3 separate regions of the Homo sapiens genome follow, and regions 1 and 2 are each linked to region 3. The links are chromatin loops, found by intact Hi-C in ENCODE. Cell type or tissue: IMR-90. All regions are shown on one strand. Links, peaks and the distances in the headings refer to the core of each region. The heading gives the core; the rest is flanking DNA. Region 1 overlaps LOC101927314 (a long non-coding RNA gene). Region 2 overlaps LOC101927314 (a long non-coding RNA gene). Region 3 holds the start of LOC124901364 (a long non-coding RNA gene).

What was found. A loop is a pair of places that touch in the nucleus more often than their neighbours do. Peaks named below come from ENCODE experiments on the same cell type or tissue, not always from the same donor. Only the 100,000 strongest peaks of a DNase experiment are listed, where the experiment ranks them.
Region 1: a loop joins it to region 3, with 12 times the contacts of the local background. A loop is called at or near these places in 2 of 110 quality-filtered maps.
Region 2: it touches region 3 in a loop (13-fold over the local background); 12 of 110 quality-filtered maps call a loop at or near these places.

Annotation. Positions count from the first base shown.
Region 1 is chr6:97,580,525-97,591,426 of GRCh38, forward strand. The region is part of intron 1 of LOC101927314 (a long non-coding RNA gene); the gene reads left to right. Among named protein-coding and RNA genes, the nearest start is that of MMS22L, 300 kb to the left of the region's middle. In IMR-90, for the core only: a CTCF peak has its summit at 6,039; no DNase peak of the experiment used is centred there.
Region 2 is chr6:97,434,378-97,445,279 of GRCh38, forward strand. All of the region lies in intron 1 of LOC101927314 (a long non-coding RNA gene), which reads left to right. Among named protein-coding and RNA genes, the nearest start is that of MMS22L, 160 kb to the left of the region's middle. In IMR-90, for the core only: a CTCF peak has its summit at 6,431 (motif pointing right); no DNase peak of the experiment used is centred there.
Region 3 is chr6:98,842,111-98,853,012 of GRCh38, forward strand. It overlaps LOC124901364 (a long non-coding RNA gene), which reads left to right and starts at 4,899. Exons shown (of 2, transcript XR_007059690.1): 1 at 4,899-6,730; 2 at 7,464-8,155. RefSeq lists an enhancer at 5,867-5,986 and a silencer at 6,097-6,316. In IMR-90, for the core only: a CTCF peak has its summit at 3,858; a DNase peak (open chromatin) is centred at 3,831; H3K27me3 peaks cover 4,478 bases.

The sequences.
Region 1 (10,902 bases), core at 3,421-8,420, 1.3 Mb before region 3:
TGCTTGCCCGCCTCCCTCATTTACACTACTCGTCTGCCCCTAGAGGCATTTGAGTTTGAGAAACTTGAACACTCTCTTGGTAGACAGTTCTACTTCCTTCCCCATTGCTTCCAAGAACATTCTCCAGCTTTTGACCATTTTCTTTTTTTTTTTTTTTTCAATGAAAAATTTTTCCATTTATTTAGATTTTCTTTAATTTTTTTTTTTTATTATACTCTAAGTTTTAGGGTACATGTGCACATTGTGCAGGTTAGTTACATATGTATACATGTGCCATGCTGGTGCACTGCACCCACTAACGTGTCATCTAGCATTAGGTATATCTCCCAATGCTATCCCTCCCCCCTCCCCCGACCCCACCACAGTCCCCAGAGTGTGATATTCCCCTTCCTGTGTCCATGTGATCTCATTGTTCAATTCCCACCTATGAGTGAGAATATGCTTAAATATTGCCAGCTGTGGTTCAATAATTTCACTTGCAAGTTCTATTAGTGCCCGAGATGTTATATGTCAGGGTAAAGATATTATAAATCACTGGGAATAGTTAGATACATTTTTACTATCTCTTTAATCATTTTTTTCCTTTGCCTTTTTTATCCACTAACATTATGTTTCCAATATCAAGAAGTATGTCTATTTCCTCATTTACTCATGTTACCTAAGTCAATGTTCCATAATAATAGTGAGCTGTTTATCTCAATGCAAAAATTTGCTATTATAAGTAATCCAGTATAATAGTTTTACACAGTGTTCTGCGTAAACTTGTTGATTATATATATTTTATATATATTTATATAAGTTTATATTGTATGACTAAAATATAAGGAGAAATATGACAACATTTCTAGAAACTGTACGTTACAAGAAATAAAAACAAAATACAGATTTAAGAAAACTCTCTTTTGACCAAAGGAGGAAAAGGAATAAAATAAACAGAGCAGATATATTTAGGAGTTTTGGGCTGTGATTTTGTAAGGCTAGAGAAATGGCAAACACTGCATGTTCTCACTCATAGGTGGAAATTGAACAATGAGAACACTTGGACACAGGGCGGGGAACATCACACACCTGGGCCTGTCGGGGGGAAGGGGAGCTGGGGGAAGGATAGCATTAGGAGATATACCTAATGTAAATGACGATTTGATGGGTACAACAAACCAACATGGTACAAGTATACCTATGTAACAAACCTGCACATTGTGCACATGTACCCTAGAACTTAAAGTATAATAATAAAAAAAGAGAAATGAATATGGAGAGATACACTATAGTTTAGTATAAAGATGGGATTGGCTCTTAATGAGCTGAATGCTGGCTGGTCTACCTGTAGTCATGAATGCTTGGGCAATAGGCTTATGTATTGAGCCTCAGTTTCCTCCAATAAAATTAAGAAATGAAGGGTCTTGTGCTTATTTTTGAAATCTCCTGTCTTTAGCAGGTTTTGGGATTCCAGAGAAAATGGAATGTGAGTGAATTCAGCTTTGTACTCTCTGTGCCTATCAGGTGTTTACCCTTAATTTTCAAGACATCTTTTTTTTTTTAAGAAAAGGTTTTTTTTAAAATTTTTAATTTTTGTGGGTGCACAGTATGTGTTCACATTTATGAGTTACATGAGATATTTTGGTACAGATATGTAATGCATAATAATCACATCAGGGTAAATGGGGTATCCATCACCTCAAATATTTACCCTTTGTGTTTCAAGTAATTCAACTATTCTCTTTTAGTTATTTTAAAATGTACAATTAAATTATTTGCTAAAATAGTTACCCCATTTTGCTAGCAAATACTAGGTCTTATTCACCCTAACAATTTATTTGTACCCATTAACCATCCCTACCCCCTTGCGCATCCCCTCTACCCATTACCCTTCCCAGCCTCTAGTAACCATCCTTTTACTCTCTATCTCCATGAGTTCAATTGTTTTAATTTTTAGCTGTCACAAATAAGTGAGACCATGCAATGTTTGTTTTTCTGTGGTGGGCTTATTTCATGTAGCATAATGACCTCCAGTTCCATCCATGTTATTGCAAATGACGGGATCTCATTCATTTTTTTGGCTGAATAGTACTCCATTGTGTATATATACTACATTTTCTTTATCCTTTCATCTGTTGATGGACACTTAGGTTGATTCAGTCTTGGCTATTGTGAATAGTGCTGCAATAAACATGGAAGTGAAGTTATCTCTTTGATATACTGATTTCCTTTCTTTTGGGTATATACCTTGGAATGGAGTTGCTGGATTATATGGTAGCTCTATTTTTAGTTTTTTGAGGAACTTCCAAACTGTTCTCCATAGTGGTTGTACTAATTTACATTCCCACCAACAGTATATAAAGGTTCCTTTTTCTCCACATCCTTGTCACCATTTGTCACTGCCTGGCTTTGGATAAAAACCATTTTAACTGGAGTGAGATAATGTCTCATAGTTTTGATCTACATTTCTTTGATGACCAGTGATGTTGAGCACCTTTTCATATACCTGTTTGCCATTTGTATGTCTTCTTTTGAGAAATACCTATTCAGATTTTTTTGCCAATTTAAAAAATTAGATTATCAAAATTTTTTCATTAGAGTTGTTTGAGCTTCTTATATATTCTGATTAGGAATCCCTTTTCAGATGAGTAGTTAGCAAATATTTTCTCCCATTCTGTGGGTTGTCTCTTCACTTTGTTGATTATATCCTTTTCTGTGCAGAAGTTTTTTAGCTTGATGTGATCTAATCTGTCCATTTTTGCTTTGGTTGCCTGTGCTTGTGGGATATTACTTAAGAAGTCTTTGCCCAGACCGATGTCTTGGAGAGTTTCCCCAATGTTTTTTTTTTTTTTTTTTAAGTGGTTTCATAGTTTGAGGTCTTAGCTTTAAGCCTTTAATCCATTTTAATCCGTTTTGGTTTGGTTTCTTTATATGATGAGACATAGGGGTCTATTTTCATTCTTCTGCCTTTGGATACCCAGTTTTCCCAGCACCATTTATTGAAGAGACTGTCCTTTCCTCAATGTATGTTCTTGGCACCTTTGTCAAAAATGAGCTCACCATAAATGTATGGATTTATTTCTGGGATCTCTATTCAGTTCCACTGGTTTATGTGTTTGTTTTTATGCCATTACCATGTCGTTTCAAATACCATAGCTCTGTAGTAAAATTTGAAGTGAGAGAATGTGATTCCTCCAGTTTTGTTCTTTCTGCTTAAGATAGTTTTGTCTAGTCTGGGTATTTTGTGGTTCCATATAAATTTTAGGATTTTTTTTTCTATTTCTGTGAAGAATGTCATTGATATTTAGATAGAGATTTCATGAAATCTGTAGATTGCTTTGGGTAGTATGGACATTTTAACAATATTGATTCTTCCAATCCTTGAACATGGCATATCTTTTCATATTTTTGTGTGTCCTCTTCTATTTCTCAAAGCATCTTTCTTAATACTTATGGTTATATATTATAGATTTTGCTTGTGTATTTAAAATAGCTTCTTTTGTTGGTTTCTTATTGCTAACACGTGTAATGAAATCTCACAACTTCCTTTTGTTTGTAGGCTATCACAAACCATAAGCACAGAGATATAGATACCACCTATTTTGTTTCAATTTTGATGAAGTTAGTCTTAGGAAGTTGAGGAAATTCAGCTTTGGTCCTGAAAATCTAATCTGCAGAATGGTTATGTATTAATAACACCCTAGCAAAGAAATTCTGTTAAACAATGTCGAATGTGATAGACTTTTAATGGCAGCTTAAACATAGAATGGTAAATGCAGAAAATAACTAATCACTGTGATACTTTTTCAGTAATACGGTTTTGCTGAATTTTCTCCACAAGGACTGCAACTGTGGATTTGTATGTGAGTGGATTTACTTTTGAGCATTATAGAAGATAGACCTGTGTTGACTTTCTTATCTGCTGGTACTTCACCCTGCTTGTAGCCTCCAGCCCATGAAACATTTCTCTTAAATCAAGGTTAAAAAATAACTATTTTAGTTCTGAAAATGATAGCTATTTTTGATCTTATAAACCTTGATTCAAAACCTGAATATAGTACTTATAAACTTTCCAAAGTTGAATAAATGATTTAATTCTCTTGACCTCAGTTTAATCATCTGTGAGATAAGAAAAATAGTATTTACCCCAGAGAATTCTGTGTGAATTAAATGAAATTATAATTATTGTCAATTACAAGGTATTCTGTATTAGTTTTTTTTCTTGCCTTCCTCCCTCCATCTTGTCCTCCCTCCCTCTCTCCTCCTTTCTCTTTCTTCTTTGCTTTCTTTGTTTTCTTTCTCTGTCACTCATTTTTTCTTTTCCTCCTTCTTCTAATATATAATTCTCCAATCCAAAAATGTTTTCATAGTTACAATTTTGTATTTGATGATTATTTATATTATGTGCATTAAAAAATTCAACCCAACATTTATTGAACACTTCCTCTGTGCGAGTCACATTGATAGATATTAGGATTCAGAGATGAAATGAAGACAGTGTTCCTGCTTTCAAAGTGATAAAAACTGAAATATAAATTAACTAACAGTTACAATACAGTGTGACATGACCTGTTTTGAGCAGGAAGTGCTATGATATACATAGGCATCCAGGTCAGCCTGGATGGTCAGGGAGGCCTTTTTTTTTTTTTTTTTTTTTGAGACGGAGTCTTGTTCTGTTGTCAGAGAGGCCATTTGTAGGGGAATGCACCTCATCTGTTAGCTGGGAGAAGGAATGATCTAGGTAGATCAAGAAGGAAATCAGGCTGAGCCCAAGAGGGCCTAGCATGTTTAGGTACCTGAGAAGGTTAGTGTGGTTCTAACACAGGATGGGAAGGACCACGAAAGGAGCAACAAATAGGATAGTGTAAGTAGAGATGAGATGATAAAGGCCTTTGTATGCTATGTTTAGAGGTTATACCATGTTTTTCTATCTGTTCTTCATCTTTTAAAATTTTGATTGGCTCTATAATACATATATTATTCATGTGCTCTTTTGCCTGTCTCTTCTTTTCTCTAGATGATAATCTCTATAATGGTGATTCTCAAATTTGGCTACACATTAGGATCACCCATGGGAGGGGTTAAAGAAATTATGAAGCCTCAGCTCACCCCTACAGATTCTGATTAAATTGTTATGGTGGTCTGGGTAGGGCAATGTGATGTCTTTGATTGACAGTGACTGCTGCCTCAGGCAGTTTCACTATTCTTTTTGGACAGTTGAGTGTTCTTGCAGGGGTTTCCTCATTCATTCTTTCTTTTGTAACTGCTGTTGTCCATAAGTTGCTTGAGAGAACTAACAAAATCGTGTCTCATGTAACAAAGTTCCAACAAAATTTGGACCTACAACGATGAAAATAAGATTAGGAAGTCAAGACTAGTGGGGAAGAGTGAGGGTCCTCACAAGCAAAAGTTAAAAGTAAGAAAGGGTGAGTAAAATACTTGTTAATGTAAGTTTCTGAGAAAACAAACTTCTCCTTATGATTTAGCATTAGCAGACATTTGTGATCTGGGAACTGCTTTAGACAATGAATACTACGGTGGACATCTATATGCATAGACCTTTTCATGGTTTTTTTGAGTAGTATTTCCAGCAGAATTACTAGGCCTTGCAATTCTTTCTAAAAGGTTGTACTGATATACAATTGCTACCAGCAATGTAAAAGGACCCACTCCAACCCTAACAATGAAGCAGCATGCTAACTGTGCATTTTCTCATGGTCTCAGAGTACTGTGAAAACAACATTATACACAACAGGCCAGTTACAAAGGCTATCTTGGGGTAAAAGAGAAATGGAGAGTGAGTTGTGTGTGTGTGTTGTGGCATTCCCTCTCTCATTCCTCATGGAGTAGCAGAAGGGATATTTCTCCCCCTCCAGCAAAGCTGGAGAAGCTTTAAGAAATCTACTTTGAGAGGGGAAGTGTCTTATGTCCCCTGAAATTTAAGGGAAACAGGAACTGCTACCCAACCCAGGCCTGAGCAGTCCCAAAGTGACAGCTTGGCTGGTTAGATCCTGTGAATGTAGAAGAACTAGCTGAATTACCCACAGGGGGAGCTAAGATGCTTGAGTTTTCCAGCAGACCAAATGAACTGGATGAAGGGAAGCCAACTGTATTATCTTGAAAGAGATTCTGCTCTGGAAGATTCACCTTCAGGAGAAACAAGTCTTCTGGGTTGGGGGAAACTTTCCAATAGATAGAATATCCATACTGTGAAGCCTCAGAAGGTAGGGGACTGAGGAAGTTTGTCTTAAAAGCCAGCATAAGATGACATCCTCTGCTTTCAATGAACCAAGAAGTTTCCCAAAATGCCCTGGGAAAAAAACAAGCAGTCCTGATGTCAGAGACAGCTCATTAGCCATAGTACACTGTCCCTTTCTCTTAATTTACTCCTGCAGACCCAACTCTAGAGGGACCAAAATAGCAGCTAGAGAGTAGTTACAAAGAGGTGGAGTGAAGAAAATGTGAAGAAGCTGCTTATATTCTTTTCCTTCCTGTGGGTTTCTGAGTCCAGGGCAGGCCAAAACTGGAGGAGGGAAGAAGAATGTCATTAGCTGATGATCTGTAGTTTTGATATTAGACTGAATCGAACTTTTACTTTCTGCAAGTGACTGCAAATAGCTTTGAAATCTGATCAATCAGGAAAAGTGGTGGGAAATAATAAATTAATTGTTACCTGCTTGTGACTGATCCAGTAAAGTCTCAGTAAATACAACCATTACAACTTCAGAATATTTTCTCCTACACGTGCTTTTTATCTGAGTTACTGATTTTCATTGATTGGGAGTTCTAAGTGAATGTATATTAAAATCTGTTGATCTTTTCCTTCATTATTTTTTCTTTGCTTCAAATCTGAGAAAGTTATTCTTTCGTAGATCTGATATTCTATTCTCTTTTCTATTCACTTTTCATCAATGTATAAAAAACATTTAACAACTCTCTGAAGTTTACTTTGGCATGTAGTAAAATGTTCATTTAATTTAAATTATCCCAGATTACTATCTATAGCTGAAAATTGGCAATTTTTTATTCATTCACATTGTCCTTCTATATGTGAGTCTTACTGTTTTTTAAGGCCCACATACTTGGGACCTATTTATGTTTGATAAATTTGAAACATACTTAGAGATTTATCTTATTCTTGAGTCAGGCTGAAAGTGGCAGGAGGAGTGGGTTGTAGCTGGTGGGAGTGAGCTTAGCGTATTCTGAGCAGCATTTGGCTCAACTGACCACTCCTTCCTTTTAAAAATTGGGCCGATTCTTGCAAGAAGCCACAAAAGAGTTACTCTCTTCATTTTCTTCTACCTCTTTTCCCTTGTGTTTGCCTAGTTTTTTCCACTTCTATCACTACATGTGGGAATTCCTCTGGATTTGATTTTGAATCTGTGTTCCTTTTCTATGCTTTCTTCCCAGGAAACGCAACCACTAATAATTTAAAATATATATTGATGGCACAGTAAGATTAAGTCTTCCAGCCAGGCCCGGTGGCTCAAGCCTGTAATCCTAGCACTGTGGGAGACCGAGGCGGGCGGATCACGAGGTCAGGAGATTGAGACCATCCTAGCTAACACGGTGAAACCCTGTCTCTACTAAAAATACAAAAAAAATTAGCCGAGCGTGGTGGCGGGCGCCTGTAGTCCCAGCTACTCAGGAGGCTGAGGCAGGAGAATGGCGTGAACCTGGGAGGCAAAGGTCTCAGTGAGCCAAGATCGCGCCACTGCACTCCAGCCTGGGTGACAGAGCAAGACTCTGTCTCAAATAAAAAAAAAAAAAAAGATTAAGTCTTCCATCCTTACAGCTTCTCCATGCTCTAGATTCCTATGTCCAGTTGTCCCTCATTGTAGTAAATGACTAAAGTCATCTAACAAGTTGCTAACTCATCCTTGAATTTTTTCTTTACATTTTCTTCCCGCATTCAATCTATTTTTAAAAAGCAGTAAATCCCAGTGCAAAAATACTTCTATATATTTTCTCTGCATGTCTATTTTCACTGCTGTATTCCAAGCTGTTAATTTCTCCAGGCAATTTATAATATCCTAAAAGGCTTCAGGGCTCCCCTAGCTGTCTTATAGTACTCTATTCCTATTTTGATGGCATGTAACACAATCTGTTATTTTTTAATGTGTTTGTCTATTAACTTCCTGTTTCATTAGACTGTAAACTTACAAGGGCAGGAAACATATCTGACTTATTCTTCCCCATCCCCCAAGTGCCTAGCATGTTACTCGGTATATATTAGACTCCTTATAAGGAGAAGATAATTTCATTTAAAAATCATGCTATATTGAATTAATTTTCCTTTTCCATACATTTTTATAATTTTATCATCGGTAAAATTTTTCAATTCCTTGGGACAATTTTCTTAATCGGTATATGGAGAAGAAATCCAAAAGATCCTTTACGCAATTTTTGCTCCTATTATTTCCAAATTATTTAATTAGGTATTGATTTAGTACTTAAAAAGAAACTATTTTATTTTATCTCTCATTATTTTATTGATTATATATTTGTATGTGTTCTACCTCCCTCCAACATGTTTTAAAACCAGAGATTTCTTATTGGTATGTAAGTTTTCTTAAGATATGAAAATCCACATACATTATGTTATCTAATTTGTTGATTAAAGAAAACTAAAATAATTTTGTTGGTCCTCTAACCAAAATTTTTTATAGTTTTTTTTCTTGGCAGGATTTATGCTGTTTTGATAAAAAGTTTCATTGGTTGGCTTCTTTTTTTTTTTTACATATTAACATTTTGTGGGCCTATTTTATTCTCTAGGCTAGAGTATTTTTTCCCCTTTTCTTTCTTTTGCTTTTTTCTGATGTTATTTTTCAGTTGGTTCTTATCACTATTTCTATTGGATACCATCTGTTGTTTTGGTGACATGTTGAAAACTTTCCTAAGGATTCCTGATTTAAACTTCTTTTTCTTTCTGATGCTATATGTGGCTATAAGACAAAATGAACTTTGCAACTAATGCTATGTTTGACAATAGTTGTAATTCTTGCATTTTTCTCTACTCATTCTCTCTGTTTTATTTTCCTTGGTTAACTGGTACATTTTGAAATATTTCTTATGACTTACAATGCATCTTAAAAATTGGCTTTTAATAAAATCATTACACATGGACTACAATTGGTTTCATAAATTTGTCATTCATTCAATAATATTTATTGTTCATTTACTACACATCAGACAATGTTGTTAACATAAATGTTGTTCATATTGGCATCAGCTCATGGGGATATCATTTTAATTTAAACTTTTAAAATATTTTCACCAGTTTTATTAAGTTAAAATAACTGTAATTAACTTAATGAACAGTATTCATTTCTATTAGAATTTCAGTGTTCTAATAGCTCTTCTTTTCCACCACTGAGCACTGACTGACTGACCTGTCTTTTATAGATACAGATTTTCAGTTGATAGTTCTCAGTTAACAATAATTGCTGAGCCCTTATTATGTGCTCTATGTGGAGTAAAAAGCAGTTATAACTCCTCCCTCATAAAAACCAATTTGTAAGAGATAAGGTTCCAGTAAACAAATAAATATGCGATTACAAATTGTGATAAATGCCTTGGAGAAAATAAATAATGTGTATTGAAAGAAAATAATAGGAAAAATTACTTTTGTTGATCTAACTCCATATATTCAATTAAACCTGTTGCCTGAATTATTGACACACATTTTCCCATTGTCTACTATATATTTCCATTGTGTGTCGACATATGATACCTCAAACCTAACATCTTCTCTCTCTCTCCTTTCCCTTCCTCCTTATTCATATAGTTTATTGAAGCCAACTTTCTGCCAAAAAATTTAGTAGGCACTTTACAGATAAATTTTAATTGTAGGTTATTTATTCGTATTATCATGCCCATTTACTGATAGAAGAATCGAGTCTCATAAAATTGAGTCTCATGAACTAACTTTCTCTTGGTCAATCAGTAACAAATTTTCAAGCAGGAGTGCTGACTTGGGTCTCCTGATTAGAAAGTTCAGATTCTGTCTGCAATTATACCAGCTTCACAGCATTTATTGTGTACCAACTCTGTGCTAAGAAGATTGCATTTCTTTATGTAATCATTACAACCCCATGAGATAAATGCTATCTTCATCTTACATAAAATACTCAGAAATGTTAAATTACTCTCCATTGTCACATAGATGGTAAGAAACGGAGGTGGGATACGAGTCCAGATCCACTCCAGGAAAGCCCATGCTTTTTCCTGTTCACTGCATACTTCTATGATATAGAGTACTGTTTATTCCTTATCTTGCTCAATAAGGCCTTGAGGCCATAGATGAAGTATTTTTTATGACTGTATATGAAGAGCGCTCATTAATTGTCTATTAAAGATTGCATAGGTAGTTTAATAAGTTGAGTGCTTCAAATTGTATAAAATTTGCCCAAAATGATTTTATTTTTTATGGCACTAATAAGGTACCATATCCTTATTTACAGGCCATAATGTTTAAAACAATCTAACTTAGCCAGGCTTTTCACCCTGTAGATGCTGACATTCTGTCAAGTGAATACCAGCTTCCTCATCTATTTGGCAGATATGTGAATATTTATTAGGTGTCTGGCACAATACTAGGCACTGTGAATACAATATAGGGAGAAACCTACGTGGGTCTTGCCTCATGGACAGCCTAGTGATGGAGACACAATAACCAAATAATAACACTGATAAATATAGAATTATAAACTAAGATAAATGCTACAGAAAATGGGAATTCTGTGCTAAGAAAATTTATCCATCATGAAGAGGCAGGCCTAATCTGGGTGGGAAAGGTGAGTGGAGAGGATCTATCAGGAAAGCCTCCCTGAGGATTTATAGGTTGTTACTTATGTTTACAGTATTTAGGGAGAAGTGTAGATACAGTACAACACTAGAAAGTTATGAATTGTTGTTTATGTA
Region 2 (10,902 bases), core at 4,010-9,009, 1.4 Mb before region 3:
CTCTTGCCTTTGCCTCCTGAATAGCTAGGATTGCAGGTGCATGCCACCAAACCTGGCTAATTTTTGTTAAATTTTTCATAGAGACAGGGTCTCACTGTGTTGGCCAGGCTGGTCTCAAACTCCTGGTCTCAAGCAATACTACCACATTGGCCTCCCAAAATGCTGGGATTACAGGTGTGAGCAACTGCACCTGACCTAGGACATATTTTTCTTTAACCTCTGTAATTGGTGGCTAAAGCAAAATTGCATTTTATCCTTTCTATTCTCAATTTTCTATTGTGTCTCAAGTGGAACAAGCCCGCTATGCTTTTGTGGAACTTTAAAATTAAGCTTAAGGGAAAAAATCTAAAAGAAATAGTGTGTGAAAAATTATTCTTCTTCACTTTTAGGAGCCTCAGATGATTTGCTTGTTTCAATAGATTTTCTTTCCTTATTGTCCTATTCACAAGGGCTAAAAGAATCTTCTGTAGTATCCCAAATTGATTGAACCCTGTGTCACCAAAGAAGAGCTAGCTATATGCCATGGCAAACATTTGTTGAGTATCGACAGGTATCAGGCACATTGCTTGGTGGCACTGGGGAAACAAATATGTTTCATATTCATATCCTTAAAGACTCTCAGCATAGTCGGGAAAAAGGATGTTAAGAAATAAGTGCCAGAATGGTGAAAGAGGGTAAAGTAATATGAAACTACACATTATATAATAAGAGGGGCTATCGCTTCTCTCTGATGTAGATTGTAGGAGGTCAGGGCATGCTTCCTAGTGGACATCACATTAGAATTGAACAATGAAGAGCATAGGAGACAGTGATTCCACAGGAAGCACCCTGGAGGCCAAGAGACTGCAGTGGTTGTTGACATAGCCTGAAGGATCCATTGGGCATTTTCTCAGAGATTTTCCAGGTCTCCAGAACTGATGTCTCATACTCACTTTATATCTCTGAGGGTTGTTTTAGGGTCTCTAGACCAATCCACTATTGTAGTTTTAGTTGGAGACCCTCTTGTATTAATGATATTTCCCATTGAACTGTTCTCTCCACCTGGGATCATTCTGCTGTGACTATGCCATAAAAAAGGACATTAGAAAATATGATATGAAGCTCTCTTTTCTCCATCCTATGGTTCTGAACTGTTTTGAGCTGGTCTGGAAGAGCATGCAGGCAAAAAGACACCATGAGTAGAGTGATAGATATAATTCAAATTTGGCAATGATATGAGGGGATATATGTTCTTATATTGAAGAAGTGCCTTTGGGTCTTACAAAAAGGGACAATTAACAATAATATTTACTTAATCAAAATCTCTTTTTTTCCACTTAAGAAGCCCACCGAGCACAGTGCTTATACTATTCTTCAAGGACTAGTGTACACTAATAGCATATATTATTCTTCAAGGAATATTACTGAGTCACTAGCTTGGCTATTCTACTTTGGTAGTATGGAAGTTTTTGTTATTAAGTACATTTAAAAGGCTGTGAATTTTGGTATAAAAAGAATATAATTAAGTTTCTAGTTTTAAAAATGTCAGAAATCTGCCTTAGTCAAGCGATCAATGTTAACACTAGTTGTAACACATAGTGACAACATGAATCCCTTGAAATGATGTTCTGAACAGAACACAATATCTCTTCTGTGGTATTCTTGCCAAAACTCACAACTTAGAAAGTTTCTAGGTCATGAAAGATAAGGAAAGACTGGTGAACAATTATAGATTAGAAGAGCCTAAGGAAAAATAACAAAGAAACGCAGTGTGGTGTCCTGGATGGGACATTATAACAGAAAAAGGACATTAGTGGAAAAATTGGAGAAATTTGAATGAAGTCTATAGTTTAGTTGATATTATTGTACAAAAATCAGTGTCCTGGTTTTGATAACTATGTCTAAGTACAAAATGCTAACACTAGGGGAAACTGAGTTGGGGTATACGGAACTCTGTATTATTTTGGCAAGTTTTTTTGATTTCTAAAATTAGTCAAAACAAACATTTAAAAGATCTTCATACATATGTAAATGTCATATAAATATGCAACTGGAAATAAAAGCAGATTTATTATTCATGTATTTACATTGCCAGTGATTGTTAATGGTTATTTTAAGTTTAGAGGTGTTTGTATCAATATGGACACTATAAAGTTTTGAATAAGTTTTAAAAACAATGTTATTCATATTAACTCAAAGTTTTTGGCCAGGCGCGGTGGCTCACGCCTGTAATCCCAGCACTTTGGGAGGCCGAGGCGGGTGGATCATGAGGTCAGGAGATCGAGACCATCCTGGCTAACAAGGTGAAACCCCGTCTCTACTAAAAATACAAAAAAAATTAGCCGGGCGCGGTGGCGGGCGCCTGTAGTCCCAGCTACTCGGGAGGCTGAGGCAGGAGAATGGCGTGAACCCGGGAAGCGGAGCTTGCAGTGAGCCGAGATTGCGCCACTGCAGTCCGCAGTCCCGCCTGGGCGACAGAGCGAGACTCCGTCTCAAAAAAAAAAAAAAAAAAAAAAGTTTTTGGTTTTATTTGAGTGGTTTTTGGTTGGTGTTCCTTCTCTTTAAGCTGCACTTTCTGGATATTTTTCTAAGCATTAATAATGATACTTATAGTAGATTGTAGCAGAAATAGGATTAATTTTTTTGGTTTATGAAACACTAAGTACTTTTTGAGGATAAAATTGGCTGTCAGTCCTTGGAAATGCTGTACTGATAAATTTGCTTGCTTTTAAACATTTTTTTATTTCTGCCCCCTACCCATTCTCCACCTTTTTGGATTACAAACCACAATGTTCTTGCCTTCTCTATTGCCCTCTAGGGGTAGACTAGAGAACTTGTGCCGTTGTGAATTCCTGACTGCAGTTCAGGGGGAAGAAAATAACTTGGAAGTTTCTGAATTTAGTGGAGATAAATACGGATAGCTCAGAAATATATTTACCAAATATCACAGTCTCGATCTTTGTCTAGCATTGCCAGCATGTTGTTTAAAGACCTATTGTTTATTGTGGCATATGCAAATCCCATTAGCCTTGTGCCAAGTGGAAGACTTGGGGGCATAGTAGATGCTTTATTCACAAAGACAATGTCAACAGAAGCCTTCAGGATCAATCTCTCATCTGTGATCCTTCCTCCTTCATCATGCACACCCCCTTCCCTCAGATGCCTCAGGCTCTTTGTTCCCCTTCCTAATATTAAAACCCATTCTGTTAGCTCTTTTTCGGAAATAAATGTTTGTGAAGAATTAAAATGTTATTTCACCTATTTCTGCTTTTGGAAAAAAAATCCTACACATTTACTCCCTACTAAGAATATATTATTCTTCAATTTATTTGTTTATTCTTTCATCTCTCTACTATCCTTCGGAGTTCAGGTGTTAGTAGCACCATATTTGCATCGAATATTTTCATTTGCTAAATTAAAAAAATCTCAGAAGTATCTTTACCTTTTTTTGGTAACATTGCACTTTTATAGCATTACTGAGACTTTATTTTCTAGGAATATAAGGCTAAAATGAAATTTAAGTCATAATTCAATATGGTGAATATTTTAATTCTTGACAAAAATATAACTTTTCTGAGATATATTTATTTTATGAATGCACAAAAGAAATATATATATGAGTTAATGAAAGCTTCCAATTGACATTTTTAGACTGGAAGTTAACTGAGGCCAGCTAAACGTGTTAATTAGTTGACTGTCATTTTTAAATAGAGATTTACAATATGAGTTTGAACTTATTAATATTATGAATTTCATTGTTGTTTTCCTGTGAGCTGTATGAAACTCACCACAGTAGAGAGCTGGATGGTTTCAATATCTAATGACTGAACTTTTCACCTCAGGCCTTGGGTCACATTAGGCTTTGGTTTCAAGTGATTGACAGCCATTTCATAGTAACCTGAAATGAATTGGGGGTCAAAATCATCCAAATGATGGAGAGAAAATGCCCCCGTTAGAAAAAAATAAAGGCAGAAGTAAACTAACCAGTGTAGTTGAAACTAATTGGCCTCCTTATTGGCAAAGGATTGAACGGGCACAGGGACTGAATTAATCTCTTGAATTCGGTGGCAGATCCTTGCAGGTTGAAATTGTGAATTGGCAGGTTAGCATAAGGGGTGGCTGTATCCCCCTAGCATGTGATACTTCTGTTCTGTGAATTTCCATTTTGTGGAGCTGTCAATCTGAGGCTTTTGTGAGCATTAAACTTTCTTTAGAAACAACACCACTAAAAAAAGAATGACCCCACCTCCTAAACTACCACATAAATCAGCTTGATTAGTAATCTCTATTAAGAGACATTGAGTTTTGAATTGGCTGGGGTATTGTAGGTCCAGAATGAAGGACTTGGCAGGCCCAAATAGGGAAGTTTGAACATCTGCCCTACTCCGTCCTAGCACTTCTGCAAGTTTTAAGCCTATTCACAAATGGCCTAAATTATAAAAGTGCAAACTGTAGTTCTCCACAAGCAGTTTTTCAAATAACATTAAGGGGTGAATATATAATATTAGTATTTATTGAAGGTGTAGAAATTCCATAAAATATTTTATATTAAGGAGAAAGGTAACAGTAACAGACCTTTATATTTGAGCCCATTAATACCAGCTTTCTTTTAGCATTCTTCTTTTCTGTAACAAGTGAAGTTTGATCTTGAATTTTTATTCAAAGCTCTGTAAACCAAAGCCACAGATGGGGTATTGCTGTGTCATTTCCATGGCCTTATACAGATTACAGAATGTATGCAGCTGTCCCATACTCCCTTAATAGACCTTCAGCTTTTCAATACATCTTCCACTGATGGCATTTCTGTGGATAAACATCATTTCAGAATGAAATGTGCCAGATGTCCTGCAGTGCACTTAGGTACAACAAGGCACTTTTTAAAAAAGTCGCGCCTGTATTATTTACTCATTTAGAGAATGTGACTTCTGGAATATACATTGGAAATCCAAAATTTGCTGAATGAGAGAGGAAATATTATAAATAGTTTTTAACTCATATGTACCTTAAAATTCCCTTAAATACATTTTTTCTGGACCATAAAGAAATCAATGTTTTATATCCAGGTTTCTCATAATTTTTTCCTCTAGGAGGCATAACTCAATCAAAATCTCTGGTTACTACTGAATAGAAATAGTCCTTTTTATTGAGGTTAAAAATTGCTAGATCAGGGATTTGGAATATATATGTATGTCTATATATACACACATATATATAATGTTTCCTTTAGTATAGCTAATTTTATGAAGCATTCCTTTCAACATTCTTGAGTTTTATATTCCTGCCACAAGAAAATATTATTTTCAAGTTCTGTATTTTGTTATTGTTGTTGTTAAGAGACTGGAATAGGTGATCCAAATGAAAGTAAAACACCAGTGAGAAATGGCAATTCAGGATCATTCCAATATCAGCATTTGATTCTCTCATATCAGATGCAACTATACCACATGCTCAATTGAGTGCTTGACTGACTATTGACTTATGTCATTTAACATTTTTTTACATACATACCACTCTTCAAAGCCTGCAAATCATTGACTGCAAGGACCATATCTTCTGCCACTTAATATGCCTCGTTGCTGAACACAATGTGAGATTTTAGTCAGTGGCTGTTGAGTTGATGACTACGTTTATGGTAAACTAGAACAAGGAGATGTGTATTAAATTTTTCTATGAGGAAATCCATTTTCACTTATAAGTGCTTATAGATTATACCAAAGATATAGACTTCACTTAATTGCGATATCGCAAACTGTGGTAGCTTTAGTGTTCTTCAGCATGTTTTTTATGCATTTTTCATTTTTTAAAGAGTGAGATTTGTAGAGGCAGTCCACTAATAGCTGATAAAACTGAGGTACAGACCTTTAGATGGTCCACAACTAAAGGAGATGGTGCTAGGCTGTATTTTGAAGCTTCTGAGAATCCCTAGGAATTATTTAAAAGAGACACGTCCTTCAATATTGCATAAACTAATTATCTATGAACTGTTTATCCTAAGCAAAATAATAATAATAATAATAATAAATCATAATGAGAAAATGTTACTCCAGGAACGTTGACAATTATTTAAAATCTCACTATGTATTTAATTCAAAAAGTGTGATTCTTGAGGCTGTATACTTTTCTATGTGTGCACTCCCTAAGAAAACTAGCTGAAACTTTTAATGATTTATCAAATCACTTGATAATTTTATATATTGTCAATTTACCTCCTCTTCCTAACAGCAATGTTCCTCTTAACACAAAATATACTGCATTTAGAAAACTGAAACATATTTATCATTTGTCTTGCCATCAAGGTTTTTAGAAAATATCTGCGCTGTAGTTCTGTCTCTGACAGCTGTGTGGTTAATTTTTCGATCCCTGGTATGTAGCTGTCTCTTTCGGTGCTGCTGCGTTTGCAGCCATGCTGTCAACATCCACCAGAGAGCAGAGCAGCTCCAACCCCCACATCTTTCATGCTAGAAATAGATGGAGACAGTAACACAGTCAGATCCTTGGCCAAACAACGCGGATTGCAGTTCATTTCAAAGGTCAGCACATATTTAAGCTTGCTTCATTACTGCCACCTTTATGCCTGAGATTTTCATTTAAAAAAAAAATCAGTTTACCCAGGTTCCTTTAGAGACAGAAAAATGAAAGTGCTGAGTCCTATTTTCATTTGGAGATATCAAGCTTTTTATCAAATTATAGTGGTGGCGTTTCAGAATATTTCATATCTGATCAAGAGGGAAATCCAAAAATAATTTTCTCTTTATTCAGGAGTCTTTCAGGCAGGAAAACTGTTTTATTTTTTACTTAATATTGTGCTCAAGCCAATCATTTTAAATTCATAGAGAAAGCAGACATTTAAAAACAATTTATAATAAAAATATTTTGGAGTTTAATATTTTTATTTATATTTTCTAATGAAAACACCACAATTTGTACTCTTTCGACATGTTTTAACTTATCAACTAGTAAAATAAATATACACACTTTCCTTTCTTATATTAAGGATGGTGAACAAGTGGATAATTATAAAACACTTTCTAGTTAAAAAGAAATAGTTTGCCTTTTAAGAAAAAAGCAAGGATGGTTTATTTTGTTTTAAATCAAATCTGTCCTTTTCCTATTTACCATAAGGATCTAATATACATAGGAAGAATATGATACAGTATACATTAGGAATATTAATATGGCCTGTGTATATTAAGGATTCTCAATGGTTTATGTCACAGATATCTTTAAAACTAATACTTTATTTTTAATTAAAATAATTAATTTTGAGACGAAGCTTTACATCTTCTTTGCAAAAACAGAGTTCTAGGAAATGAAAGAAAATCATTCTGAGATAGGATGTACAAGCCACTGAGAAAATACATTTTCAAAATAGTGTTTTAATAAAGGTTTTTGATACCAAAATGTGAAAAAAATTGTATAAGTGGTTTCGTTAATCATTGGAAATTAAACTGCCTATAATTTTTTTAATGACTAACAACATAAGTAGTAAAAAATTTTTCAAACTTGATGTCATGATCATTTTAGATCATTGAAATTTATATTTTTCTTGTAACACATTGTGGGAACATAATTATGGACATACCTTAGAAAGAGTTTAAAAGGAATGCCTGGAGGCTAAAGGCTTCCTAAAAGAAATACTCACATACTCAGGTTATATAGCTGAATATATATATTATATATATATATAATATATATATATATACGTATATATTTTAGTGATAATTTTAACTAGGTTATTTTAATTTTGGCATTCATGTATTTCTGAAATGAATATTTAAAATACACTATAACTGAAAGAGGAAAAAACATATCTATATTTAAAGTATAATAATTTTAGATTTATAAATAGATTTTATAAAAGTTTTTTGAATACTTCATTAATACTTTATCTATAACTTACTTTAAAATAATTAAGAAATGTATATGGCTGAAAGTCCAGTCATCAGTTGTATTTAGACTTGGACTACTTCACTCAATTCTATAGGCTGGTTGGAATTTGAAAACAAATTCTCATTTGTTTTCAGGAATAATGATCTATAAAAAGTATGTGAATGAGATCCAGAAAATATGATAGTAGGACATTAGGATAAAAGTAAGAAATGTGAAAGGTGAGAAAACTGGGAAAAAATAGGACCTCAAGTCCCTTGGACCATCCAAGTGCATCTTTTAACCTGAAAGATAACATGAACCCTTTTTCTTGTCCCTCAGATTCTAAAGTACATGGTGCTGATTTTACTTGTTATAAATTCTAACGTGACTTATATATAGGTTCATTTACTTCTTTCTTAGATGCAATTTAAAACAACAACTCAGCATTATGAAATAAAACCAGGTAACAAACTTGCATAAGTGCTCCCTGAATCTAAAGTAAAAGTTGAAAAAATTAAAACCAGCAATAAAAGAAAAGCAAACTTCTATTAGAAAATTATATTCCTATTTTAAAGGAAGTAAAAAGATATTTATTGCCAATTATTTGCCCAACAGCACATTATCTCATTTAACCTTCATTATCACACTGGGAGCTGGGTGGTGCTAGGCCCATTTTACAGAGAAGAGACTTAAAATTTTAAGAATTTAGTGATTACCTCTATTACCTAGCCAAGGCTTGGTCCCAGATCGTCTGACTTCACGTCCTATTTTTCTCTTTTGCTAAGTTAAAATTCTGGACAAAGACAAAAATCCTTTCCTTAAAGGTTAACTATCTTAGAGATTCATGGATTTGAATTACTGGCAGAAAGAAAAATTAGGAAGAGCAAAGATTAGCTGTGAGGTGAATGATAATACATGGGTGATTTCTATTTTTCAGTTTGCGATTTAATTCTGTAGTCAATTATCTGTATTAAAAAACAAACTAACTAAAGTGCTCAAAACTTAGACTGATTTGTTATTTATCAGGTATTTATCCTAACACTTTAATTACTACTCATAACAGAATAATTAAACCTATTTGGCCTATATTCCTGGTAAAATGGGAGTTTTATATATGAAAAAATAGCACACATCATTTTTGGATAATTAAAGGTAGTCCATTGTATGTGATATTAAAGGCTGATATCTTTAAATACGTCGTGACAATTTTAAGGGTGGAAATATAATTTAGCTTGACTTTTGGCTTTTTTTTTTTTTTAACATGGGTTAAAAAAGTTTAGTGTACTCAAAGACTACAGAATTGCCCTATTGTTATTTATTCAACTCAAGTACCAGGGGCTAAGAAAGTCAGGAAAGCCACTTTTTTTTTTTTTTTTTCCATTCTTCATCACGGCCTCTACTTCCCTGGCTCCCCAGATGTAGCATGGCCTTGTTTTGAAATGATACATTTAACAGCAATATTTTAAAAAGCCTTTTTCATTTGTACAAATGAGAAATCAGGTTCAAATGATTACAGGTAGAAGTGATCTTTAGCCTTTTCTTAGAATTTAAGTTAGGTTTACACGTAGAGGTAGGTGATCTTTGGCCTCACTTTAGAATTTGAGTTACAGGTTTTTGAAAGCCTGGTAGCCTGGTAGCCCTTTACATAAGCTCTACATATCCTGCAATAGAGCAACCAAAGGATACTTTGACTGCTGTAGTAGACAGTTTCTTTTCTTTTGCTTATTAATACAAAGGTGCTTAGCGGCACAGTAGGAAAATTTAAATTCACTCTCCAAAAGCCCATTTATGTGGAATGTGTTAAAATTACTTTTTCCAAAATAATTTGCTAACCTAGTATTCTTCTATATTCAGAAGTTTAAAAATAAATCTCTTAAGCCTCAAGCAGAATAATGATTTAATACAAAAATAAAGATAAATGATTTTTTTTTCTTACAATATGGTCATTGTCTTTCACTGAGTTCTAAGGATGTTAACATTAAAGTTCCTATGATGAAAACACTTTAAACTCTATGATAGGAACTTGGAACTTTCTGTGGAAGGCTCTTAAGAAATCTGATACAACCAAAATATTTTTCAAAACTTGTGTTTGTTGTTGTTGTTGTTGTAAGTTGTGCTTGATTAAAGGGATTGTACTTTACAATGCAAATATTAGAAGGCAGATTTGAAAGTGCTAGTATATTTTTAAAGAAATTCATATATGTTTTCTGAGTTGATTCTATCTGAACTTTTAAATAGACACAGAAGCAGAATCTCTTATCACTAAATTAGGTCATGGAATAATAGCACTATGCAAAGGTTCAGATGAAAAGATAGTGGTAACATCAAAATTTTCTCATTTTCTTAAAATTTAAGATAAAAATGAAGGGTCACTGTGTAGAGATTTCATGAGTTTGACTCATTAATTCACGAAGAAAGGAAAAGGAGAAGAATATATTTTTAAAGAAAAACATTAGAATGTGTTGGCTGTATTTCAGATGATGATTTGTTTTTAGTGATTTAGACCTCTATTATATTTCTGTAGAATTAGTATTGATCATTTCAACTTTTTTAGGAGCCTTATTTTGCTCTAATTCAAAGGCAGCACATTCTGTCTTAAAATCGTGAATACTGCAGAGTTCTTCATAACTTTATGGATCCAGTCTTTTAGTATTCATTTGGATATTGCATTGTTGTTAGCTAGGTATCCCTATGTTGCTTGTTTGTATATTTAGAATATGGCTGATATACTTTATTTTCTTAATATATCCCAATGTATTTTAATATAGGAGCTTGCATGTGGAGTTCCGAATTTATTTTATGATAGCACTCTCAAATTTTATAGTACATTATTAATTTGCTAGGCTAAAAATCTAAGCCAGTCTCTGAGCCTTCAAAGAAATTCTAAAAAACAAAATGCTGTTAGTTGGAAGTATGATTTCAGTAGGAATATCTTCTGAATTGTTTGTGGTTCATATAAATATATTTTGAGGGAAGTTCTTGTACCAAAGTTCAAGGTCCTGATATTTACATAGTTTCTTTACATAGTGCACCAAGTTGATTTGTGAGGAAATG
Region 3 (10,902 bases), core at 1,016-6,015:
AAAAATATGGCCACAGAGACTTTGGCAGGAGGATGGGAAAAAGAAAGTTTCTTGTGGGTTTGTAACACAAATTAGCCATTGTAAATCACTGGGCTTCAAGGTTCAGGCAAATCTATGTGGAAAGTGTTAGGAGTTCTTTTCCTCCTCCTGTTAAGAAATCTCATTTCGTCAGGGGAACTGTTATGTTCTACAGCACATGATTCTGGAGACAATTATTTGGCATTAATAACTTTTTGTTGATGTTGTTCCCCTAACAAATATTGCTTCAAAATTGGTGCAGCACCTGGACAAGGCGGGCGAGTGTGCTGCCGGCCAACATCTGCTCCTTGCCCAGTCGCAAAAGAGGTACCTTGGCCTTGCCGCGCACCCCCCACCTCGGGGACCCTGGCCGCTGTCGCGAAGGCCCAGACAGCCTAGCTCGGCCGCGCGGGGAGGAGAGAGACAGGGAAAGGAGCGGGGCACTCCCTGCACTCCCAGCCCCGGCCTTCGCTCGGGACGCTGCCAACAGCCCCTGAGTTCCTGCCTGGAAATCAGGGATTCTCTGCGGCTCCCCAGGCTTCGACGCCCGGACCCCCAGGGGAAGGGTCAACAGCTCGGACGTCGAGCTGTTCCACTCTATCGCTTCCCAAGGAAGCGGGCTAGGGGTAACGGGCACGGTTGGTGGGTTTGCCCCCAGCAGAGGCTAGCGGTGGCGATTAGGAGTCCAGATGTCTTGGGTATAGCCGTCGCCCCGGGAAAGTGGGCTCTAGACGCAGGAGTTGGCAAGCCCTCTCTGGGGGCACGCGTGGCTGGGGCAGAGGTGCAGTGGGCCTAGGAGTGACAAGGGTTCGAGGCCCGGAGGAGAGTCTCCTAGCTTTTTGCCTGCCCGGCTTTTCCACTTGACTCTGCAGAGTCGGGCCCAGGACATTGCACCTGCATGGCAGAGGCAACTGTGGAAGATGGTGCCCCAAGAGAAAGAGGGAGATGAGACAAGTGCAGGAAGACTGGAGAGGAAAGGGGGACAGCTGCCCAGGGAAGTACAGTAATCTGGGCTTTTCCTGCTTTTTTGAGGGGGGCGGGCGGTATTTGTGAGAATGAAGGGGGACAGCTGAGAGCTGGGGAGCAAAGTTCTGAGGCAGGTTTCCTTCAGCTCCCACCCATCAAACTTCTGGGTGTTTCTGACCTCAGCTCCCTGCTTCCAATGAAGAGGAACCTACTCTTTAAGAGCTGAAGCACGGGGGAAAACGAATTCTTAGACCCCCTGGAAACCACTCCCCTGCTGGGCCTAAAGTCAGTTCCCTAGAGAAGGGAGCCCGGGAGACCCTCTGGGCACCCCGGCATCTCAAGCCAGAGCTGAGGGCCCGGAAAGTGAGGGGCCGCGCCTCAGTACTGGAGGCCTAGAGTCCATCTCCGCGAACTGGGGGCTCTCAGGGCCCGCAGAAATCCCCCTTAGCCCTCCGAGGCCCCTGGAAGGAGTCGCCCCGGGAGAGGAAATCACTCAGCTCTGAAAAGCGTCGCAAACGGGCGGTGGGAGAGTTCTAAAGCGGCCTTTCGCCTCTCGGAGGAGGTGAGGCCGAGCTGGGGATGTGCGGGTTTGGGGCCCAGAACTGCACCGCAGGGCCGCAGAGGCGGGAAGCTGGCCGGAGAGGAGTGGGAAGGCGACCAAGGGCAGCAGCAGGGGCTCCTGCGGGGCGCAGGTCTGTGCTGGCGCCGGGCCTGGCCTCTGCAGGCTCGGCGGAGCCTCCCGATTGCTCCCGCCGCACCCGCCCGCGGCCACTCACCCGGCCCCGCGGCCAGCCCGGGCGGGGTCGCACGCAAACAAGGATGCTTCTATTTACTCGCCTCTGCCTGTAGATTTCTAAGACATTCAGCAGGCACAATCATTAAACTAATTTGTGTTTGATTGTTTGGGCGGACGGAGGGTAGTTTTATTGCGCTAAGCATTCAAGCAGGCACGCATCGCTGATTACCAGTATACATTAAATAAAGTTGTTTGTACACATTGTCTTACCACATATAGGCAGAGGCTTATTATTCTAATTACTCTAATTAGTGCATTGAAATGTTTTCTACTTGATTTGAGGAGACAGTGATTAGTTCTATTACTTCTTTTAACTCGTATTTTATGGAAAACTGTTGGTGCATGTTCAAATTACTTTATTTGCCCCTGGAATATAACGCTGACCCAAATGCAGTGAACTGCACGGCCCTTGTGGGGCCCCAACTTTGATGTGGGCCTCGGCTTGGAAGAGGCGTCTGTTATTTATTATTTCCCTCCCACCAGCGTAGCCTGGTCTCCCAGCGCCGTGCCCGCCGCCCCCGCCCCATCCTGCGCCCCAGATGCGCGCCCCGCTTGGACCAGTCCGAGCAGAGGGGGGTTCCGAAATCTGCTCGGACGCAGCATCGCTGGCCGCCTGCCCCGCTAGTTCCCCGAGTGCGATTACTTTTTAAAGGCTCCTTTAAGCATATTTCCGTGAATCTGTTTCTTGTGCTTTAATGTTACTATTAATTGATAAGATCAGCTCATCAAACATACTATTTCGATAGGGAATTGTAATTAAAACCTTAATCCTGTTTGAGACTTTCTTCTCTCTCTAAATTCCTTTTTCTTATGAAAGGGGTGCAAAGTTCACTACAAAAAGTACTATAACAGGGAGATTAATTCGTTATCTAAATAACAATCTTTGCTATTGATCCAACGTACTTTCCGCCACCTTTTGTGTTGGTCCGGGAGGCCCTTAAAAAAGAGAATATACAAAGCAGAAGATCTGGACCAAGCCCCACCGACTCCGATAGACTTGGGAGAGCGAGGGGATCCGCGGTCCGCCCCCCTTAACCACAGTCTGAGGAAGCTTCAGAAGTGGGTCCTGGCCGTCCCAGGCGATGCCACTGGGGAAGCGCAGCGCTAGAGCCGCGGGCCTGGGAGCCGGGCTCCTCCACAGTCCTCTCCCCTCGCAAAGGGAGATCTGATCTGCTCAGTCTCTAGGTAAATATTCGACCGATTCTGCTTTTACTTTTAATATTTAAACTTGGATTATCCCGTCTCCAAATGCGCGTTCCTAACCTTTGCCAGTGGCTGGGATGTAATAAATCCTGGCGGGGCCGGGGCGCTCAGCCTCCCCAGGTCGCGGCCGCTGCCTCCCTCCCCCGTCCCGCCCCGCCCCGCGGGCCCCGGCCTGTCCGCCCCTCGCCGCCCGCAGCGAAAGCCGCGCCGGAATGAAATCAGCGCCTCCCCGCAGCTGACGGCTGAGCATCCTGGGCGCTGGCAGGCGGGGGAGGCCGCCCTTTATCCCGGCTGAGGAGTCCTCGGGGGCTGCAGATGGAGCCGCGGCTACCCGGAGGAGAAAGAGCCCGGCTTCGTGGAGGCAGCAGCCCCCAGGCATAGGAGGGGGTAGCAAGTGGGGCCAGGGGCCGGGAGGTTGGGCGGGGTCTATGGTTTGTATGTGTTGGGTGGCGGGTCGGGGAAGGTACCCTTTCCAAACCTATCTCCCCTCCTCGCTAGCCCTTTTAAAAAGGTGGTGGCCCCAGTTTGAGAATAAGCCCCAGCGTCTCTGAAGCCACGAGGACCGTTTGTGCTCCCAAGTCAACTCAGTATTCCGAGATTTTCTTCTTTTCTAAGAGCTTCACCCCCTCCCCACACCCTCCTTCTTTCCGTCTAACAAAGTCTTCTTTCCCCCACGCACAGACTTGTTATGTAACAAAGTCTCCCAGGCGAGTTTAACTGGAGAATAAAGGACACCCTAGCCCCACCCCTCCTTTCCTTTCCCTTCCCTCCTTCCTCCCCGCTCTCTTCCCTCAGTGCATCTGTTCTCCAGGACTTCTGTCCTCGCACCCAAGAAAGCGGCGGGCCTTAGCCGAGTAGAACTTTGGCGCCCCACAGTGGCATCGGCTCGGAACTACCTTTGATTTTACAGCCTCCCAGTCAGCACAACTGTTTTTGTTTCAGATCCAATTCTCCTTCCCCTTACTCCTCTCCTTCCTCACTCTACATTCTTTCCCTCAACCCCTCCTAGGCAAACACTTATGAAGGTGACTACGCATATGACCCCTACAAGGGTTTCTAAACATTTAGTTCTAGGTAATTCCTGAGTAGATATTTGAAAAGTTTAGCCAGAAAAGACACTACGTTCTATACCAGAAAAGTTCCCAAAGGTAGGAAGAAAGAATCACTTCCCCAGTTCCTTAGTTCCTACATGTTGAGGCTGTAGCAGATAAGTCTTTAGTCTCTCTAAGGAGCCTCAGCTTTTGGCAGGCATTAAGACCAGAATACCAGGTTAGAAGCCACGGTTAATAACAGGTACAATGCTTCAATCAGCAAAAATGGAGTCCAGCAAATGCTATTTTAACCCAGCCCAGTTTTCATCAGACACTTCTTGCTCTATAGTAGGTTTGTTCAGTTTTACCACTCAAAAGTGAGTTTTTTAAAAAGTGGATCACTTGAACAGAAACTCATCCATGGAAGAATTTTCCAGACTAGGGAAAACATTCCCCTAGAAACTCCCACCAAAGGTATCAGTTCAGCCTGTGGAGCTGAACTTTGCTTCCCTCAGAGCCCAGTGCATTTGTCCTCCCATACTATGGGCCATTTGCACCATGAATGTTGTTTTCTCCCTCCGCCTTTATCCAAAGTAACACGACAAGGAGAAGAAGAGAAAGGACATGGACTTCAGGCAGATCCCAGCAGTATTAATGGAACTGGGCAAAGGATTTGCAGTCAGAACACATGTGTTTGTCTATACTTCTATGCTTACTAACCAGCAACGGGGGAAAGTCAGTTGACATCTTCAGATCTCAGTTTTCTCATGTGCAGAATGTGGATAATATTCCTTTTTAAACTTTGCAACAGGGTTGAAGTAAGGCTCGGATGAAATAATGTATATGAAAGCATTGTATAAATTACCGCAAATCCAACCTGAAGCACTACTGTTGCCAACTCCAATGGAGGTCTTTGCTGTGACTAATAAGAAATGTTTGTTGTTTTGTTTTTTGAGACAGGGTCTCTCTCCATCGCCCAGACTGAATTGCGGTGGTGCAATCATAGCTCACTACAGCCTTGAACTCCTGAGCTCAAGGGATCTTCCCATCTCAGCCTCCACAGTAACTAGGACTATAGGCATGTGCCACCATGTCTCACTTTGTTGCAGAGTCTGGTCTGGAACTCCTAAACTCAAGCAATTCCCCCACCTCAGCCTCCCAAAGTGCTGGGATTATAGATGTGAGCCACTGTGCCCGGCTTAAGAAATGTTTTCTAACTTAAAAATAACCATATAGCCTTACGTCTATTTGTGTGGGGGAAGAGAAATGCAGGACAGTCATCTCAGTTGCATTATCCAGGGAAGGCACCACCGATTCTGCTTAGCTTTAAATTGGGGCTGCCACTCAGGAGACATTTTGTGTTTAGCATGTTCAGGTCCTGACTTGTAGCTGAAACGATCAGTCGGGCCCCTGGCGCCACATACCAGTGACTGCAGCGACTGTAGCTCCTGTGATGCGATGGCTAGCCCCGTACTCTTGCAAAGCACTCCATTTCTTCAACATCTTCCAAACTCCTGACGTTTATAGTGTCCATCTGTGGTGTCATTTATAGCAGCCTGGATTAGGAAGAGAATACTAGGCTCATGCACTTAAAACCAAGCACACACACGAAACAGCAGCAGCACTAATCACCCGCAGCTTTTCACGAATCCACACACGCCTCCCGTCTAGAGAGCCCCAGTGGCCCAGGGCCACCTCCAGTCCCTGGACTTGGAAATCAGGACGCTGTGGATCCCACAGGCGCCCCGCGACATCCTGGAGTCGCCGGGAGTGGCGCTGCGGTGAAAGCCGGTGCCTAGAGTGGGCTTAGGGGTCCCATTCCACTCGGAAAGTCCTCTCACCTCCCCAAGGGCCATTCTGCCGGCGCAATGTGGGGGTCCCTCCGCCACTCGAGCAGAGCCTGCCTAGGCCAGGCACCCCTTTGGGTGAGAGCGGAGGGCCCCTGGGACGCCCAGCCAGGCCTGGCGTCTGGGGAGCCGGGGCTCCTGTGTGTGTCGGGCAGGCTCCGATGGCCGAAGCAGGGACGAAGGAACGGCTTCGCTGCGGGAGGCTAGAGGGCTGCGCTTCCGCCCTCCCGGCCTCCCTCTTGCCGCATGAGCAGCGCAGGGCCTCCTGGGCTGTGCTGGGGTCAAGAGTTATGAACACTTCGTGTCCTCAGGAGCTCACGGGGGTGACGAGAGGCGGTCTGGGTCTGAAGCCGCTACACAGAGGGGAGCAGTGGGGCCTCGGGGAGCAGCGGGGCCTCGGCTTGGCGGCTCCCCCCGCCACCCCGCCACCTTTCAGGACCCAGGCCAAGCCGCCTCACGAAGACCAGGAAGCGGCCTCTGCCGGGAAGCCACCTGCAGCCTATAGTCCCCTCCCCAAGCGGCCCCAGCCCGTGCTATCTCCTACATAGTTGCCTTCCGAACGCCTGGAGGGCCCTGACCCTTCCGGTGTTCCACCGCAATGGGGTCGGGGGGAGAGGGGGGCTGTGGCTGCCTGAGACCTCCAGGGCAGCGCACATTACGGGCGGGAAAGGGAAGTCAAGGCAGGAACCAGAACATCCAGGGAGAATGCAGGTCTGACATGAGCCAAGGCCTTGGCAGTAGAGGAACTTTCACCAGGTCGTGGAAAAGACCAAGCCACTAGCCCCAAAGAGCCGGACTTCTCGCCAAGCGCCGGAGTCCCTGAACCAGGATATGTGGGCACTGCTCCCTGCAAGGTGTCGATAATGCAGGTACGTGAAGACACACGCATTTCCAAAAGAACAGACCTAAATGCAGAACTTTAGGACCCTTAGAGTAATCAAAGTTAGTTAGGAGGTGATTTAGCAATCTCAAAAACAAAAAAGGAAGAATGCTTTGGCAGAAAGAAGAGAGAAGTGGAGTAGGCACTCTGGGTAGAAGGGAACTGGCACAATGTGAGGCAGGAAGCAGGAAAAGGCAGAGGGCGAGCAGGTTTGCTGGGCTGGGCCGGGGAGCAGGAGCTGGCACCTGGCATGAGAGGGCTGCTAAGGGAAACAGTGTATGGAGTTAATTGGTAGAGGGTCTGGAAGAAGTTTTAATTAGACTCAAAAGGCAATTAAGAGCCATCGTAGAGGGGGAGATCCGATGGAAATAATGCTCCTGGAAGGAAGAGAGTTGGCACAGTGCATTGGATAGGTTGGAAAGTGGTAAGGATGAAAGCAGGGAGGTTAACTAGGTAGGAGGTTGCTGGTGTAGATCTGACTCAAAGTGGTCAGTCAGGGAAATTTGAAAAGGATAGGCAAATGACTGGTGCCTGAATGGCTGTAGGGGGAAAAAAAGACAAAAGAATGGTGATACCATGATTACATTTTTAAGGAAGAAAATGGACAAGCATAGACAGATGAGAACAAAAGAGAATTGTAGAAATTGTGTTCAGTTTTAGATGTGCTAATTTTACTAGTTTATTTCTCTTTTCCTTCCTCCATCTCCCCCACCCCCTCCCAGGAATATCACGAAGTCACCAGGATAGCAGGTTTTTCAGCAACATTTAACTATTTACTGAAATACCTCTAATGCTGACCCTAGTAAAAACAACTTAATTTCAATTCAGGAAATTTCATTAAGAATACATGCTAATAAATGGTACCTCTGTAACTGCAAGAATGTGAAGGAAGAAAAAACGTACGTGAATCTGAGGTCTCACATTTTTCATTTGTAGTAGGTGCTATCCATGGTGTGGAGAAATTTTTATAGAAGAACAGCACCCAGGCTAGAGAATGAGACCTGCTTGAGACATATCACTTCTTTTTCATGTATCTTCTGCCACATATTTTCATCCAAATGTTTATTTGTTTCTAAGACAGCTAAAGAAAGGAGTCTATTTTAAAGAAATTTAGACATACATTAAACTTTCCTTGTTTAACACATTCAGTCAACTAAAACTATGAGAGGTCATGTTTGGGGAGAAGACATTTGTTTATACTTAATATCACTTCCTAAAACACAAAAACCCCTTTCTAAGGTTTCCTAGACTTTAAAAGATAGGAGTGGTATACTGTATTGATTTCAGTTAGGAAAAAGGAAGGCAATTTGAATAGGGGCCAGTGGAATACAAATATGTCAATATTCTCTTGAATATAGTGTAAAGTAACTGAGATTACCTGGTTTTAAATAAAGAGCATATGAAAAATGGAAAACTTTTCCTCTTAGATCAAAAACAAGACTAAAGTGCCCACTCTCACCACTTTCATTCAATATAGTATTGTAAGTTTTAGCCAGAGCATTTAAGCAAGAAAAAGAAGTAAAAGGATTCAAATTGGAAAGGAAGAAATAAAATTGTCTCTGTTTGCATGTGGCATGATCTTACATATAGAAAACCCCAAAGACTACATCAAAAAACTTTTAGAACTAATACATGAATTCAATAAAGTTATAGAATATAAACCAACATACAAAAAATCAGTAGCATTTCTATACACTAACAAAAAATAATCTGAGAAAGAAATGAAGAAATCAATCCCATTTATAATAGCAACCAAAAAATAAAATATTTAGGAATAAACTTAATCAAGGAGGTGAAAGATGTACAGTGAAAACTATAAAACATTGATGAAAGAAATTGAAGACACAAATAAATTGAAATATATCCTGTGTTCATGGATTGGAAGAATTGATATTTGTTAAAATGTCCATATGACCCCAAATGATTGACAGATTCAATGCAATCCCTATCAAAATTCCAATGATATTTTTCAAAGAAATAGAAAAAAAAATTCTAAAATTCGTATGGAACCACAAAAGAGCCTGAATAGCTAAAGTAATCTTGAGCAGAAACAACAAAGCTAGAGGCATCACACTACCTGATTTCAAAGTATGTTGCTAAGCTTAAGTAATCAAAACAGTATAGTACTGGCATAAAAACAGACACATAGACCAATAGAACAGAATGGAGAGCCTATATGTAAATCCATGCATTTACAGTCAATTGATCTTTCACAAAGGTGCCAAGAACACACAATGGGGAAAGGATAGTCTCTTCAATAAATTATGTTGGGACAACTGTATATCCACCCATAGAAAAATGAAATTGGACCTGTATCTCACGATATATACAAACATCAACTCAAAATGGATTAAAGAATTAAATGTAAGACCTGAAACTGTAAAACTACTAGAAGAACAAATAGTGTGAAAGTTCCTTGACATTGGTCTGGAGAATGATTTTTTTGGATTTGACCATAACACTCAGGCAGGAAAGCAAAAACAGGCAAATGGGATTGCATCAAACTTAAAAAGCTTTCCACAGCAAAGGAAACAATCAACAGAGTCAACAGAAAATATCGGCAAACCATACCTCTGATAAAGGGTTAATATCCAAATTATATACGAAACTCAATTCAGTAGCAAGAAAACAGCCTATTTTTTTAATGGTCAGAGGACCTGAATAGACATTTCTCAAAAGAAGACATATAAATGGTCAACATGTGTATGAAAAAAAGCTCAACATCATTAATCATCAGAGAAAATGCAAATTAAAGCCACAAGGAGATACCACCTCACACCTGTTAGAATGGTTACTATAAAAAAGAGAAAAAATAAGTTTTGGAGAGGATGTGAAGAAACGAGAACCCTTGTCCATTATTGGTGGGAAATTAAATTAGTACAGCTATTATGGGAAACAGTATGGAGTCTCTTCAAAAAACTAAAGAAATAGAACTACCCTATGATCCAGCAATTCCACTTCTAGATATATATTCAAAGGAAATAAAATCAGTATGTCAAAGAGATAATTGCACTCCCATGTTCATTGTTGCATTATTTACAACAGCCAAGATATGGAATCAATCTAAGTGTCCATCAATGGATCAATGGATAAAGGAATAACACACACACACACACACACACACACACACACACACGAATACTACAAAGCCTTAAAAAAGAAGAAAATCCTGTCATTTGTGACAACATGGGTGAATGTAGAGAACATTATGTTAAATGACATAAGCAAAGCACCAAAAGACAGTACTACATGATCTCACATACATGGGGAATCTAAAAAAGTTGAACACATAGAACAGAGAGTAAAATGGTAATTGCTAGGGGCTGGAGGTAGGGGTGGGGAAATGTTGGTTAAAGGGTAGAGTTTCAGTTAGAAAGGGTGACTAAGTTACAGAGATCTATTGTTTATCATGATGAATACAGTTAATAACAATGTATTGTATTCTTGAAAATTTCTAATAGATTAGATCTTAAATATACTCACCTCAATAAACAACTATATGAAGTGATGGAATATATATATTTATATTTTATTTTATTTTTATTTATTTTTGAGATGGAGTCTCACTCTGTCGCCCAGGCTGGAGTGCAGTGGCGCGATCTCAGCTCACTACAAGCTCGGCCTCCTGGGTTCACGCCATTCTCCTGCCTCAGCCTCCTGAGTAGCTGGGACTACAGGCGCCCACTACCACGCCTGGCTAATTTTTTTTTGTATTTTTAGTAGATAGGGGTTTCACCGTGTTAGCAAAGATGGTCTCAATCTCCTGACCTCGTGATACGCCCACCTTGGCCTCCCGATGGATGATATATTAGCTTGATGTAATCATATCATAAAATATACATATATCAAAATGTTATATACCATAAATGTACACAGTTTTTATTTGTTAATTATACCTTAATAAAGCTAGGGGAAAAATAAAAACAGAGCATGAACTGACTTCCACATAATTTCTCTTCTTCTTCTCTGTGCTATAGATAGTCAACCTAAGTTAGTTCTATTTTCCACTTCTTATTTAAAATAAAGCTAACCAGAGGTCATTAATTTCTTTTTCTTGGAAGCTCCCTACATAGCATTCATATTTTAAAAAAAAAAACTTTTCACCTGAAAATGTTAGTTAGAAATTAAAATTTTTGGTCAGGCACAGTGGCTCACGCCTGT